Regions from separate parts of the Homo sapiens genome. Here all the other regions are linked to region 1. A link is a contact called in ENCODE Hi-C data. All regions are on one chromosome and are shown on one strand. Each heading gives the region's core, a stretch centred on a gene start or an enhancer-like site at or near the end of the contact. The rest is flanking DNA. Distances are from core to core; before and after follow the strand shown. Region 1 holds the start of ARHGAP42 (Rho GTPase activating protein 42). Region 2 holds the start of SLC35F2 (solute carrier family 35 member F2). Region 3 holds the start of ENDOD1 (endonuclease domain containing 1).

Evidence for each region. A loop is a pair of places that touch in the nucleus more often than their neighbours do. Pooled maps may share reads with other maps.
Region 2: a loop to region 1 is called in a map with no recorded cell type, with 28 times the contacts of the local background. The contact joins the promoter of SLC35F2 here to the promoter of ARHGAP42 in region 1. A Hi-C loop is called at or near these places in 3 of 37 single-sample maps with no recorded cell type and 3 of 50 pooled maps.
Region 3: a pooled map shows a loop between it and region 1 (10-fold over the local background). The contact joins the promoter of ENDOD1 here to the promoter of ARHGAP42 in region 1. A Hi-C loop is called at or near these places in 2 of 37 single-sample maps with no recorded cell type and 4 of 50 pooled maps.

What each region holds. Positions count from the first base shown.
Region 1 is chr11:100,684,969-100,689,638 of GRCh38, reverse strand. ARHGAP42 (Rho GTPase activating protein 42) reads right to left here and starts at 2,351. Exons shown (of 24, transcript NM_152432.4): 1 at 1,807-2,351. The coding sequence starts at 1,960. ARHGAP42-AS1 (ARHGAP42 antisense RNA 1) reads left to right here and starts at 1,684. Exons shown (of 2, transcript NR_133571.1): 1 at 1,684-2,006; 2 at 3,936-4,670. RefSeq lists enhancers at 1,587-1,956, 2,277-2,326, 2,040-2,750 and silencers at 1,977-2,146, 2,447-2,636, 2,687-2,981.
Region 2 is chr11:107,856,085-107,860,754 of GRCh38, reverse strand. It overlaps SLC35F2 (solute carrier family 35 member F2), which reads left to right and starts at 1,968. Exons shown (of 8, transcript NM_017515.5): 1 at 1,968-2,097. The coding sequence starts at 1,988. LOC124902746 (a long non-coding RNA gene) reads right to left here and starts at 1,525. Exons shown (of 2, transcript XR_007062876.1): 1 at 1,101-1,525; 2 at 1-1,009. RefSeq lists a silencer at 1,843-2,152 and an enhancer at 2,373-2,442.
Region 3 is chr11:95,088,053-95,092,722 of GRCh38, reverse strand. It overlaps ENDOD1 (endonuclease domain containing 1), which reads right to left and starts at 2,877. Exons shown (of 2, transcript NM_015036.3): 1 at 2,496-2,877. The coding sequence starts at 2,795. RefSeq lists a silencer at 2,626-3,055 and enhancers at 3,066-3,125, 3,196-3,475.

The sequences.
Region 1 (4,670 bases), core at 1,102-3,601:
GCCTACGCTCCCAAGATTTCTTCACTTATGAATGGAAGAACAAAACTATAATGATGGGAATCACCTGACTTTTACAAAGCTAGATTCAACCATCATAATAAAGTATGTAATGTCACTCGTAATATAATGTACATGTCAGAGCATTTATCACAGGTATGTAAGTATTTTGACCTTCTGAAACACTAAAGTTTATCTCAAGCAGAGCGGGGAGAAAAATGTAGAATATCTGGCACCTCCAACAAGAACTGGCTTGGCATTTGACACTCTGAGATGCAGCTCTTTTTGAAGAGGCATCATGCTCTCTTAGATGCAAAGAGGTTAGTCCCGCGAGACTTTAACCAGGATTTGCAAGCCAGAGGAAGGACAGTTCACATTAGTGTTTATGTAGGGTGGCAAGAATTGCAGACAAACTATATTTTTCACAAATCACAGTAAATACCATTATTAGTAGTAGCCTCAAATTCAGAAATTAAGTGAATATGGGCATAAAATATATTATCTTTACCTTGGTTAAGTAACACAAGTGGTTAAGTAAATGTTTTAACATTTGGGATGATTAAAAGATATTTTGGAGCACATTAATTTCAAGACATCTTGCTAAGCTCTCTCCTTACTGTTAATACATGTTTCAAAATATAGATCCGATACTAGTATTGTCTCAGTTTTAGGCGCACACATCCCTATCATGTTGTTATACAAAGATGATGCCCCCATATATGTCCTGGGGGTAACTAGATCACCCAAAGGTCTCTCTACCTTTTGAAAGTACCTCACTCACCCAGCTTTAAGTGACCAGAGATTCCACGGCTTCATTTCAGTAGCTAAAACATCCAGAAGCCTCTATTAAGATGCAAATACTTTTCACAGGCTCCTTTGAAGATGGAAAATAAATAAATACATAAATAAATAAAAATAAATTTTTTAAAAGATGCAAATACCTCCTGGGAAAGGTAACAAGCCATATCATGTAATTGTGCTCAATTCTCTGTAAGAGAAACTCTTCAGTTTCAGATACTCTTAGGTCTTAGGAATTGAAAGCTAAGATCCAGAGGATAAAAGGAGGAAGGAAAATTTGATCAAGAGGTGTATGGGAAAGGAGGTGGAAGAAGCCCTATATTATAGACTATAACAGTCTTTATATTCTACAGATCATCAAAAGTTCTGATTGGCCTTTAACCCCTTAACTTTCATCCCAATGACACACCCAACACCCACACAATGCAAACCAAAACTAAGACGCACAGAAAACTTGCAGAGTTAAAATGCACTGGTGCCTTGCTGTCTTCCATTATCTTACAAAATGGCAAAACTGCAAATGTATGCTTTTTAAAAAGCCAACTCAATGACTGTGTCCAATGAAGAGCCACTGACGTATGAGAGACATTAATAATTTTCTTTCAATATCACTAAACTAGCCTAATTTTATCTTTAAGACAAACTCTTGATTCCCCCCTTAAGGGCTTTTTTAGTTCAAACTATTAATAGACACAATAAATTAAAAAAAAAAAATTAAAGTCCCCAACATCTTCCTAGGAGCATTACACAACGAGATGACTTTGAACGACTTTCCTCAGGATATATTCCAGTGCCCTGTAGAGAACTTTCCCCATCCCTGTAGACATGTGAGTAAGTAAAGAACACCTCAAGAACAAACTTTGTTGGCCACCAGCAGGGGAGCTCTTCAGCTTTTGTCCCCAAATCCATTCAAACAAAAGAAGCTCCGACTCCTCCAACCCACCCTTCGGACCCGCACCCCGCGGGGACTCTCCAGATGCGGGTGTCCACTCCCCCGCCAGCCCTACTTACTCCTCAACGCCCCAATGAGCAGAGAGCCGTCCTTAATGAGCTCCTTGATGAACTTGTTGGTTCGCTCCAGCTCAATCTCGTGACACTGCAAGCGCTCCCTGAAATCTGGGCTGTCCAAGTAGGAATCGCTGAACTCCAGAGTGGGCAGCCCCATGGCACAGGCGCTGCCAGCGGCGGCCGCGGACACGTCCGGGCCGGAGGTCAGGGCGGGGGCAGCCGGCGGCCGCGGCGGGCGCTGGGGTCGCGCGATCGCGGGGAAGGCGCCGGGACGCGAGGGGACTGATTGCGCGGAGGAAACGGGCCCCGAGCGCCGCGCCGCCTGCGCCGGGCTCAGTCTTCCTCCCCCGAGGCTAGGCGAGCGCAGGCGCGGGCGGCGGGCCGAGGCGCGAGTCCCCTCAGGTTGTTGTCATCTGGACGCATCGTCGTTCGGAACGCGGGGGCGGCGAGGCTCCGGGCCGCGGCCGGAGCAGGAAAGTTTCTCTCACGGCGCGCAGACACTTCCGGCAGTTCCACTCCCCAACTCTCTTGACAGTCGTCGGCGTTGTGAGCCAGAAGCAGCGCACAGCCGCAACTCCGGCCGGGCTGGGGAAACCCTCCCCCTCGGCGGACGCAGGCTCAGAGCGCTTGCAAATCGCACCCGGGCTCCCAGACCCTCCTCCCCGCCGCCGCGCTCCCACCCAGCGCCACCCCGCCCCTTCGCCCCTTTGCCCTCCTGCCCCACCCGTCCGCCCGCACTGGGCTCCAGGGCTCCCCGCGCTGCAGCCCCGCGCTTGCGCTCCGGCCTTGGCTGGGGTGTTAGCCCTGTCCCCTCTTGGGCCCCTGGTTTCGGCTAGCCCTTGGTGACACTTCGGGGTCCCTCGCTCCACAAAAGGATCTGACTCCCAATATACCTCCCCTAACAGTGTCCCCTCCACCCACTCCCTACAATTCTCTGGGAGAAAAACCAACGTTAAGTTTCCCTAAAGTCTGAGTATTTTGAAGCGTAGATGGAAGATACTACTGTCTAGCGTTCGTTTAGATTTTACTTCACACTTCCCCACCGAATGCATTTGAATTCCACGTTGAAAAATTGTCCCGTCGCTCTCCCACCCCTCAGCTTCAATGATCCAGCCTGGAGGTGTTTCTTCCCCCTGCCCCCACTCCATAGCTGGGAAGGTGGGACGATTTTTCAAGTCATCCTCACTCTGCTTACGTGCTCCTACTTCTAGTAGAATACCTATTTGCATCACAATAGTAGTATCTCCTATTGGCACCTGGATGGAATTGTCCTAGGAGCGGGAAAATTTTCAAATTGTTGAAGTGGACTGGAGTTTGAAATAAATAGTTAACTCCTACCCACAGGCTTTATCCTTCCTCCGGTGGAGGTTCACCTAATAAATTTCTGTTCTCTTAAAACCTTGACAGCAAAAGAAACGACTGCTTTACATCTCGTCCTGACATCATCTATAGGATTTCTGAGAACTCGGATATTGTTCTTAAGGATCTGCTTTTAATTTCTGCATTTTCATTGCTTTGTCCATATGAACCATCTGTTTAAAAACTATTCTACAGATCATGGGAAAAATTCCACTAAAGTGCTTTACATTTTTCCCAATTAAGTTTCAGAGCCAGTCAAGATTCTTGGTTTCAATTTTTTAAATGTACAGGAACATTAAAAATAACATGTAAACCTAAAACAGATAAGATAATGTAAACAGTATGGGCCAGGCGCAGTGACTTAACGCCTGTAATACCAGCATTCTGGGAGGCTGATGCAGGAGAATCACTTGAGGTCAGGAGTTGGAGACCATACTGGCCAACACGGTGAAACCCAGTTTCTACTAAAAAATACAAAAATTAGCTGGGCCTGGTGGCGCACGCCTGTAGTCCCAGCTACTTGGGAGGCTGAGGCAGGAGAGTCACTGGAATCCGGGAGGCGGCGATTGCCATGAGCCGAGATTACGAGATTACTCCACCGCACTCCAGCCTGAGTGACAGAACGACTCCATCTCAAAACACCTTCCATCCATATTCACATCTTTGGCCCCATATTGGCAAAATGACCAGTCACTATTAGAGCCATTTTAACTCCAAGTGTTAAATTTGTTTTTGTTAACTAAATACTCTTCAATTTTTTTTTTCTTTTGCAGGTTTGGGGAAGGGAGAGGCAGTAATTCTGTTTGTCAGTTAATGAAATGACATGACATAAACACCAGTGGACTGTGTCTCACCAGAGGTGATTTTGTATTTACTCATTACTCTGCCTGAAAGACAAAAAATCACCCAGGCCAAACAGTTTCCTTTCAACTTTTGCCATGTTGCTGTTCCTATCAACTGAATCCAGTGCCAAACTGCTGAGATACGAAACGATAAAATATAACATTCTCTTCTTGTTTTTCATTAAATCATCGTACTGTGATTAAGTCTTTAAAAATGCATCATTGGTGTTTCATAAGTTGCATTTAATATGTTGGATGTCAATGTTTAGTTTTCTTTAAAAGTGTTACATGCCAGGGCAGATGTATTGTACATTCTATGATACAGGTTATCATTTGCCCATTCATGTATGTAATGATATGTTTTATGTCTACTGTCTACATTACTAAGGTCTGGGTGGGGAAGTGATTTCTATAAAAAGACAGAAGCATTATCCGTGACCTCAAGCAGTTCTCAGAAAAAGGAAATGTGGAAAATAAGTACCCATAAAGCATAAGGCAGAATATGCTGTGTTCCACAGCCTCACACAGATGCTGTACTAATAATACATTGATGCTATTGTTTATCAATATGTTTCCACTCAGGCCCATCATTGCATTTACATGGAATTAGGATTTTTTCTCCTACCCTTCACTCATGATTCCCTAAAGTTTATCATGTTATAATGG
Region 2 (4,670 bases), core at 719-3,218, 7.2 Mb before region 1:
TCAGAGGTATGAGGGAGGAAGAGAAATTCAACCAAAATCTTTGATTAAAAAAAAAAAGGTGGGAGGCTTCTTTTCTTTTCTCTTTCTTTCTTTCTCTCTTTCTCTCTTTCTTTCTTTTTTTTTTGAGACAGTCTTACTCTGTTGCCCAGGCTGAAGTGCAGTGGCACGATTTTGGCTCACTGCAACCTCTGCCTCCCGGGTTCAAGTGGTTCTCCTGCCTTAGCCTCCCAAGTAGCTGGGATTACAGGCACACACCAAAACGCCGGGCTAATTTTTGTAGTTTTAGTAGAGACGGGATTTCGCCATGTTGGTCAGGCTGGTCTCGAACTCCTGACCTCAGGAGTAATCCGCCCGCTTCGGTCTCCCAAAGCACTGGGATTACAGGCGTCAGCCACCGCGCCCGGCCTAGGAAGGTTTCTTAATTGTCATTACTTTCCAGGAGCACAGGGCTCAGGTAGAATTCAACGTTGTCAATATGCAGGGTTAAATGAGTTGTTTACTTTACAAAAGTGACATCTTAAATGTGCTTCTAATGTCCTCTTGTTTCATAATATGCTTGTATTATAATACTTAATTAGTCTCTACGGATGACCACGTTCTTAGTTTCAAAGGTTTTTTTGAGGTTCCTGCAGCTGCTAAACTTGGGGTTCCTGAAGTAATATTTCATTTTCGAAAGCTGTTTTTTTTCTTAGACTCCTCTTACAGAATTGCCAGCTCGTCTGCACAGCCTGTCTATTTGAACCTACGTTTATTTTGACCCACCCCAACCCCCAAAGCAGGTGGCCAGGAAAAAATAAAAGGTCCCAACACCTTTTCTTTTGTTTTCTGGATCTCCTCCTTTCCGGAAGCAGGGGGTCAGTGACAGGAACTTTTCGACCCCAGCTTAGTGTCTCTTAATCCCTCTTTAGCCCGTGGAAGCCTCGGAAGGCGTGGCCAGGGCAGGGCATCCAAGCCGAGCGCCGGGGGTTGGCACCGTCTCTCTCCCTGGCACGGCGGAGACAACTGAATACTGAAAGACAAAACCAACACACCGCGAGGAATGAGCCACGCCTCCATCCACGCCACAAAGGCACGTTTCCAAGATCTTTTTAGGATCTTACCCATGTTTTGCAGGGAAAAGCGACACAGACCTGAAGCGCCTTCAGGTTTTTTTTTTTTTTTTTTTTTTTTTTAAGACGACGTCTCCCTCTGTTGCCCAGGCTGGAGTGCAAAGGCGCGATCTTGGCTCACAACCGCCGCCTCCTGGGTTCAAGCGATTCTCCTGCCTCAGCCTCTCGAGTAGCTGGGACTACAGGCACCCGTCACCACGCCCGGCTAATTTTTGTATTTTTAGTAGAGACGGGGTTTCACCATATTTCCCAGTCTGGTCTCGAACTCCTGACCTCAGGTGATCCACCCGTCTCGGCCTCCCAAAGCGTTGGGATTACAGGTGTGAGCCAACGCGCCCTGCCAGCCTTCAGTTATTTTAATGAAGCGATTTTGTACAAATCAGCCAGAGGGAGGGAGAGTGGGAGGGAAGAGGAGGGGTCAGCCAGTCCTTCCAGTTAGGAGAGTCCCGGCTCACTCACTGCTTCTAACTCACTGCTCACTCACCGCTTCTTAGCTTAGGAATCACCTACAATAACCTCGTGTCACTGTATCTTGTGATTTCAAACAAGGAACCCTAAAAACCTGAAGGCACACTGGGTGCCGCTCAACAATAAGGCTCGGCTGCCAAGACGAAAAAAAAATTGCCCTTTCTCCTCCTGCCACCCTGGAGGTGCCAGGTTGTAATCTGCAAATGTATTGTCTGGCCCTTAGGGCTTGACAGTTAATGATTGGTCGCTGAAGGAGCCGAGCGGAGGAGCGAGAGGGACGCGAGCAAGCGAGCGAGGGAGGGAGCGCAGGGCCAGAGCGGAGCCCCAGCCGGCCGCACAGGCACCGCCTCCCGTCTTCCGGGACCCGGCACTTCGGGGGTTTTGGGCGCCGGAGACGCGCAAGGGCGCCGATGGAGGCAGACTCGCCAGCGGGCCCCGGCGCCCCAGAGCCCCTCGCGGAGGGAGCGGCGGCCGAGTTCTCCAGCCTGCTGCGCAGGATAAAAGGCAAACTCTTCACCTGGTGAGTGGAAGGGGCGTGCTGCAGCTCCGCTGGGGCGTGGGGGCGGCTGCGGGCCCTGCGCGCACGTGGACAAGGAGCACACTCTCTGAGGCCCCCAGCAGGGAGGCAGAGGTGGCGGCCGCACGGACTTCGGTTCGGGGCTCAACACGCACACCAGGTATGGTGCGCTTCACCTGGCGTCGGGAAGCACTTGGTGCGTCTCCCTCGGCTCCCGTTTCGAAATCGTGGCGATGTATTTTGGAGGATTTGGGGGGAAACCCACCCTGTGGCACTATTAGGTCGGTCCTCTGGGGCGTTCCGCGGTGGAGGGACGAGGTCCCCGGGGATGCTGTGAAGGAGGAGTGCCCACCTCGGGCTGGGCAGGTGGGTGAGCGCCACTTCCTGGCGCCGGCGCCCTCATTCCATCTGCTGCCGAGCCAGCCAGACTGGGCGCGGTGATTCAAGAGTTGACCGAAGTGAGAAATCCTGGTTAAGTTTTGTGCTGCTGCCGGGTGGGAGACCAGAGCCGGCTCTCTCTTCCTGGGCCTGAGCGAGGTGATATAGCCACCCCCAGGGCTGGGGTCCAGGGAAGCCTGTTTGTGGTATCACTATGCTCTGTGCGAAGTAGGGACAAATGTTTTTAAGGAGTGGGCAGCGACTCTAGAAAGCGTTTCTGTGGTTGCTGGAGGACTTGCACTCTGGAAATGAGAGAACCCAGGACCTAAATAGTGAAAGACATTTATTGGGCACTCGCTCTGTGTCAGGTACTGTGCATAACAATTTATATGGATAATATCAGCTAATCCTCACCACTTTAGGAGATGGTACTATTGTTATATCCACTTTGCCGCTGGAGAAACAAAGAAGGCTAAGCAATTTGCCCAAGGCCACAAGATGATCTTTAAGGGGTGATGCGTTCAAGCCGTAGTCTAAACAGCGTTGGCCACTGACAACTCATGAAACAGATATTTGATTTTTTTTTCATATTAACAAAGCGAATTTCCCTTTAACGATTGTGAAAGATAGTCCTGAAAAGCCATACCATTTTAAAAACGAGATCGATAAAGGTGTAAGCATTTTTTATCATATAAATAGTTTGAAATTGATGCATGTGTTTAAAGGGGAAAGTTGGCCGAAAACCACCTTGTAGCATCCAGTTGTGTATGTCCTGATACATTTGTTAAAAGTTCTCAGCTGGGAGGCAATTCAGTGTAATGGCTAAGGGCACTCACATTCTGGACTCAAATCCTGGCTGGGTGACCTTGGACAAGTCAGTTCTCTGTGCTCCAGTTCCCTCCCTTCCCTCCCTCTCTCCCTCTCTCCTTCCTTCCTTCCCTCTCTCTCCTTCCTTCCTTCCTTCCCTCTCTCCTTCCTTCGTTCCCTCTCTCCTTCCTTCCGTCCTTCCTTCCACAAGTCAGTTATCTGTACTCCAGTTCCCTCCCTCCCTCCCTCCCTCCTTCTTTGTTCCTTCCTTCCGTCCGTGTCCGTCCGTCTTGGACAAGTCACTTAACTTCTCTGTGCTCCAGTCTCCCTCCCTCCCTTCCTTCCTCCCTTCCTTCCTCCCTTCCTTCTGCTGGGTGACCTTGGACAAATCAGTTCTCTGTGCTCCAGTTCCCTCCCTCCGCCCCTCCCTTCCTTCCTGCCTTCCTTCCTTCCTGGACAAGTCACTTCTCTGTGCTTCAGTCTCCCTCCCTCCCTTCCTTCTTGGACAAGTCACTTAACTTCTCTGTGCTCCAGTCTCCTTCCCTCTTTTCCCTCCCTCCCTCCCTCCCTTCCTTCCTTCCCTCCCTCCCTTCCTTCCTTCCTGCCTTCCTTCCTTCCTTCCTGGACAAGTCACTTCTCTGTGCTCCGGTCTCCCTCTCTCCCTCCCTCCCTCCCTTCTTGGACAAGTCACTTAACTTCTCTGTGCTCCAGTCTCCCTCCCTCTTTTCTCTCCCTCCCTCCCTCCCTCCTGACGGAGTCTCATTCTGTCACCTTCCTTCCTGACAGAGTCTCATTCTGTCACCCAGGCCTGAGTGCAGAGGCTCTATCTCAGCTAACTGCAACCTCAACCTTTCGGGTTCAAGCGATTATCCTGCCTCAGCCTCCGAAGTAGCTGGGATTACAGATGTATACCACCACGCCAGGCTAATTTTTTCATGCTTTTAGTAGAGATGGGGTTTCCCCATGTTGACCAGGCTGGTCTTGAACTCCTGACCTCAAGTGATGCACCCACCTCCGCCTCCCAAAGTAGTGGGATTACAGGCGTGAGCCACCGCGCCCAGCCTGTGCTCCAGTTTTCTTATTTGTAAAATGGAGATAATAACAGTACCTACCTTGTAGTGCTGTTACAAGGTTACTATGCAGGAAAGGGCAGACAGAGCCTGGCTCCTTTCAGTGCTCTATATGGGTTAGTTGTCACCATTAGCTCTCTATTCTTGGGTGATGGGAACATTTGGTGATTGCTTCAGGAGATGCCAGTGGCCTTGAGGCTGGGGCAGATGATATGGCAAGATGTATGTTTAACAAGATGTGATAAGAATTAACAATGATTTTCTTTTCTTTTCTTCTTCTTCTTTTTTTTTTTTTTTTTTGAGACAGAGTTTTGCTCTTGT
Region 3 (4,670 bases), core at 1,628-4,127, 5.6 Mb after region 1:
ACACCTCCTCCTCCCTCCCTCTCTCCCAATACTCTCTGGATCCTGGCTGACTTGACTTGAGGTCGAGCGGGTGGATGTGGGAGGCCAGCCACCTTGCAGGGAAAAGCATCCTGCAGTGCTCAGCCACAGTGACCATTCTGACCTCTCAGCACAGCAGGAACTCAGGCCCCTTGTACTCTTCAGAACCGCTGTACATCTTACCTCTCAAGCTGCCATTTGTAACTATTTCCACCCTCCCTTCCCATCTTCTTTAATCTCCACAGTCCCCTTCCTCATTATCTCACCCAGGGTCTCCATGTTACCTGGTTCCCTGTACTTCTTTCTGTCAAACTATGCTCCTTTACGACTCACTCCTTCCCTAGCTGCATAAATGGCTCTGCCTCCCTAAGCCTTCCTTGGTGGCTCCTCCCCACCTGATCCCTCCCTTCCATGATTCCTTTTTATTCTGAGCAATTGAGTGCATTCATCTATTTGTATTAGTTTACCTGTTCCAACTTCTTCACGCACAAATCCCTGAATCTGCCATGCCTTTCTCACTCATGATGTTTGTTCCCTCTGCTTGAAATGTCCTCCTCCTTGCCTCCCTTCTAAACTCTGCCTTATCTTTCCACACACAGCAGAAATGTCATCCTGACCCTAAGGCTTGCTTCCATCACCTCAAAGACAGATTAAATCTAATAGGACTTTGTTCACCTTTATTAAATTATGGTTTTTTGCTTAGGTCATAGCAACAGCTAGTACTTAGTACTCATGTGTCACACACCTGAGAACTTTATATATGGTAACTCATTAAATCTTCACACCACCCTATGCTATTATCTCCAATTTAACCTGCCCAAGTTCATAGCTAGTCAGTGGAGCAACTAGGATATGAACCCACATAGCATGGCTCTAATCAGATACTACACCACCTCTCCACCCAGCAAACTCCACCTGCAGATCAGGTAGCCTTTGTTCCAGAACTGCACTCAGATCTCTTGGTCCCAAATATCTGGCACACAGCAGGAGTCACTAAATGTGTTCTGAATTTAACTGAAATTTGTTTAGCATCCATTCCCATGATTTCCTCAGACGTATGTTCTGTCTCCCCAAGCTGTCCATGAGATCAAGGGGAAAGAACTAGCTCATTTGTTTTCTTCGCAGGCACACAATCACAATGCAAGATGAGAGGTGGGGAACACCCTGTGAGCTCTAGGGGTGCAGCTGGTGGAAAACTAATTTTGGATTTAAATGTGTCTTGTGTGTGCAACTGACAACGTCTTTTTCACATGCCTGATCTCGACAAGTGTTATCAACAGTTGAGGTAGGTGGAAGGATGTGAGGAAGATAAGAAAACTAGGTGCAGATTGTTTGAGACCTGGCCAAGACCTCAGAGCTAGAAATATCTGAATGAGATTACAACCCACAGGCTCTGAATAAAGCACCTGAAAGCCAGCCTCCTGTCCACTGGTGTGGTCCTGGGCAGCTGTGGCCGTCAGGAAAGGGAGAGCGTTGGGTCAGTTCTTCCCCCAGCAGCCTGGGCAGGGGTGGGAGGCTGGTGAGAGGGCAAAGGGGAGTCTGGCAGGGTGTTCTAGAGAGGAGGCCAACTGAGGAGAGGTATTAAGAGCAGGCCAGCAGGTTCGGAAGACTCTGAGGGCTTCTCAAGTGTTTGGTCACCTTTACCAGACGGGACAGAACACCATGAGAGGTGACACGATTTCCTAGTGGTATGATAATATAGATATGAGGAGTCAGGAAAAACTGGCTTATCTTTCCATCAGTTGGAGGTAGTCAATGTTTCCCTATCATTTTTAACTACCCCATTGCGTTTCTAAAAATCTGTATCTTTATTTCATTGTTCTAATTCAACACAACCGCAGATCGAATTTACTCAACGCCGTGGTAGAGGAAGGATTTTCAGGCTAGGATGAGCTCTGCAGAAGAGAAGCTTTACTTAGTAGAAAAGGCAGTGAATTTCTAGACAGAGACCTGCCCCATCTTACTAACTGGGTAGTCTTCCATATGTCTCTTCACCCCCTGGGTTTATCTCCTCTTCTGTAAAATGGGGATGAAAATGCCCACCTACCCACCTCCAAATGAGTGCTATGGCAATAAGTTGCACGAAGGCCTGTGAGCGCCCAGCCTAGGCTTTCTGCGGATCTGAACGGTCTCCAGGGTCTCTGTATCAAGCTCTTCACCATTCAGGAATGAAACACTGCGGATGTCTGCTCAGAAATGCAGGGAGAACCTCCTCCCACAGGGGACCTCCCGCCCTGCAGCTCATGAAGTGAAGGCTCGCAGATCGCCAGGCTCTTATTGTAGCTCGACAGGGGCGAGGCAGGCTAACTCCGGGGACGCAACAGGGTGGACCTGGAACCCGGGTTTCTTGGCCCAAGGCACCGAAGGCGTAGGGATTGCTGTTCCCGGCCCGCCCCTCGCGGTAGCTGCAACTGGGGGCATGTCCAGCGGCACGGTCTCCGGCGCCCGCAGCCCGGCTCGGGAACCACTTCGCTTACCTGCGGCTCCACCAGCCATCGCTGCTCGGCGCCGCCGGGCGCAGGGCGCGGGGCGCGGAACGCGGAGTACACGGGGATGCGGTCCCGGGTGCTGTAGAGGGTGGCGAAGCGCTCAGCACCCTCCGCGCGCTGACAGATCTTCACGTGGGAATCGGCCGCCAGCCCCGCAGGCGGGGTCCCGGCGTAGAAGAACTTGTCACATTCGCCAAAGCCGGCTTCCTCCTCGCCCACGAGCCGGCCTTCCAGCAGCCCAGCCAGGGCGAAGAGGCTGCCCAGCGCGAGCCAGCGCGCGGTGCCCATGGCGGCCTCTGCGAGCGCGGCGGGGCCGAGCGGCTGGGCTGCCGCGGCGCGAGCTCTGCAGGCTGGGCGGGGAGCGCACTACGCAGCCGAGCAGGGTAGGGAAGGGAAGTCGCAACCTAGGCGCGGCGCTCTGCGGAGCCGGGCGGGGCGGCCCGGGCGGCGGGGGCGGGTCCGCGTCGGGAGGCCGCGCCTCCCTCCCTGAAGATGGCTGCAGAGGCCCAGGGCCGCGCTCCGCGATGCTGACAACGTACCCTGGGCTGCGCCCGGGACTGGAGACGCGGGTCACCTGCCTCCGCGCCGCCTGGTCTCAGCAGTCCGGGGGACGCGCGCTACCAAGAGTGGAGAATCCGAGTGGGGCGGGCCTAGTCCCGGGGCTGGGAAGAGATAGTCGCATGGACTGGGCGCCAAGAAGCCTGCTGATCGCGCGCGCCCCACGGCCGCCCTGGTGATGCAGAGGGGTGGCGTGAGATGCTCGTGGAGCTGCGGCTGGTTCGGAGTGGATGGGCAGAGTTCCCCTCTGAAATTTCATGAAGATGCGTCTCCCACTCTCCACCGAAGTACTCAACGACCAGCACACGCATACAATTTTGATGGAGTTTTTTGTTTTTTGTTATGTTTTTTTAGCTCACCAGAAACTCAGAGAGTAAAGAAATACTGTTAAAGGAAGTTCCTAAACTAGGCAGACAGTATAACCCTGTGTGGTTTTCTTGGTGCAAGTGTTAGAAACAAAACCGATACCAAGCAAGGAAGGAGGCCAGCCAACGTCATTGGTCAACAGGTTGGCCAATTCTTTCCTTCATTTATCCCTCTGAATGCCTAGGTGCCAGCCTGAGATAGGCACTGGATTACCACAGGGGTAAACAAGAGCAGGGCTCCTGCGGTCACAAAGACAGCCTAGTGGGAAAGTTTGTCATTAACCGAGGAAACATGCTATTAAAGGGATAACTAAAAACTGAACACAGATCTGTGAGACCCTGACAGCTACAGGGGTTCAGGATGTAATCCGGGAAGGTTTGCCTGAAGAAGTGGCATCTGAGCTGAGACCTGGAGGATGACATTAACTAGGCAAGGAGGAAAACCATGTGCTAAGTGGTCTCCCACAGAAGGGAACATGATGTATTGGAGGAATTTAAGGAAGGCTAGTGTGGGTAAAGCGCGGAGAACCGCGTGGGGGATGATGGGAAGTGGGGCTAAAGGAGGAGGCAGGGGTCATATTACTCAGGTTATTATAGGCCAGAGGCCTTCAAACACTTTTTGAGAAGGCCCATAATGAGAAAAGTTTGATGAAATAATTCTTATGCTTATGATTGGCATTGCAATTTCATATTTCTGTTCTACTTCACTTTTTTAAAAAAGTGCTGGTGTTGACCCACTAAATTGTTTCTATGAGCCACTAATGGCTCATGACCTGCAGTTTGGAAAAAATATTGTAAATCATGTTGAGGATTTTCATCTTTTAAAGGTGGTGACTCGATTCTTTTTGCTATCAGGGAAGAGACTGGTAGATTGAAGTGGCACAGAATAAATGGGTGGCTCACACCTGTAACCCCAGCACTTTGGGAGGCTGAGGCAGGCGGATCACCTGAGGTCGGGAGTTTGAGACCAGCCTGGCCAACTTGGTGAAACCCGTCTCTACTAAAAACACAAAAAAATTAGCTGGGTGTGGTGGCGGGCACCTGTAATCCCAGCTGCTTGGGAGGCTGAGGCAGGAGAATCGCTTGAACCCAGGAGGCGGAGGTTGCAGTGAGCCAAAATTGTGCCACTGCATTCCAGCCTGGGCAACAGAGCCAGACTTTGTCTCAAAAAAGAAAAGGAAAAGAAAAGAAAAACACCCCATAATTGCCACAATCCAGATAAGAGATGGTAGCTTGGACC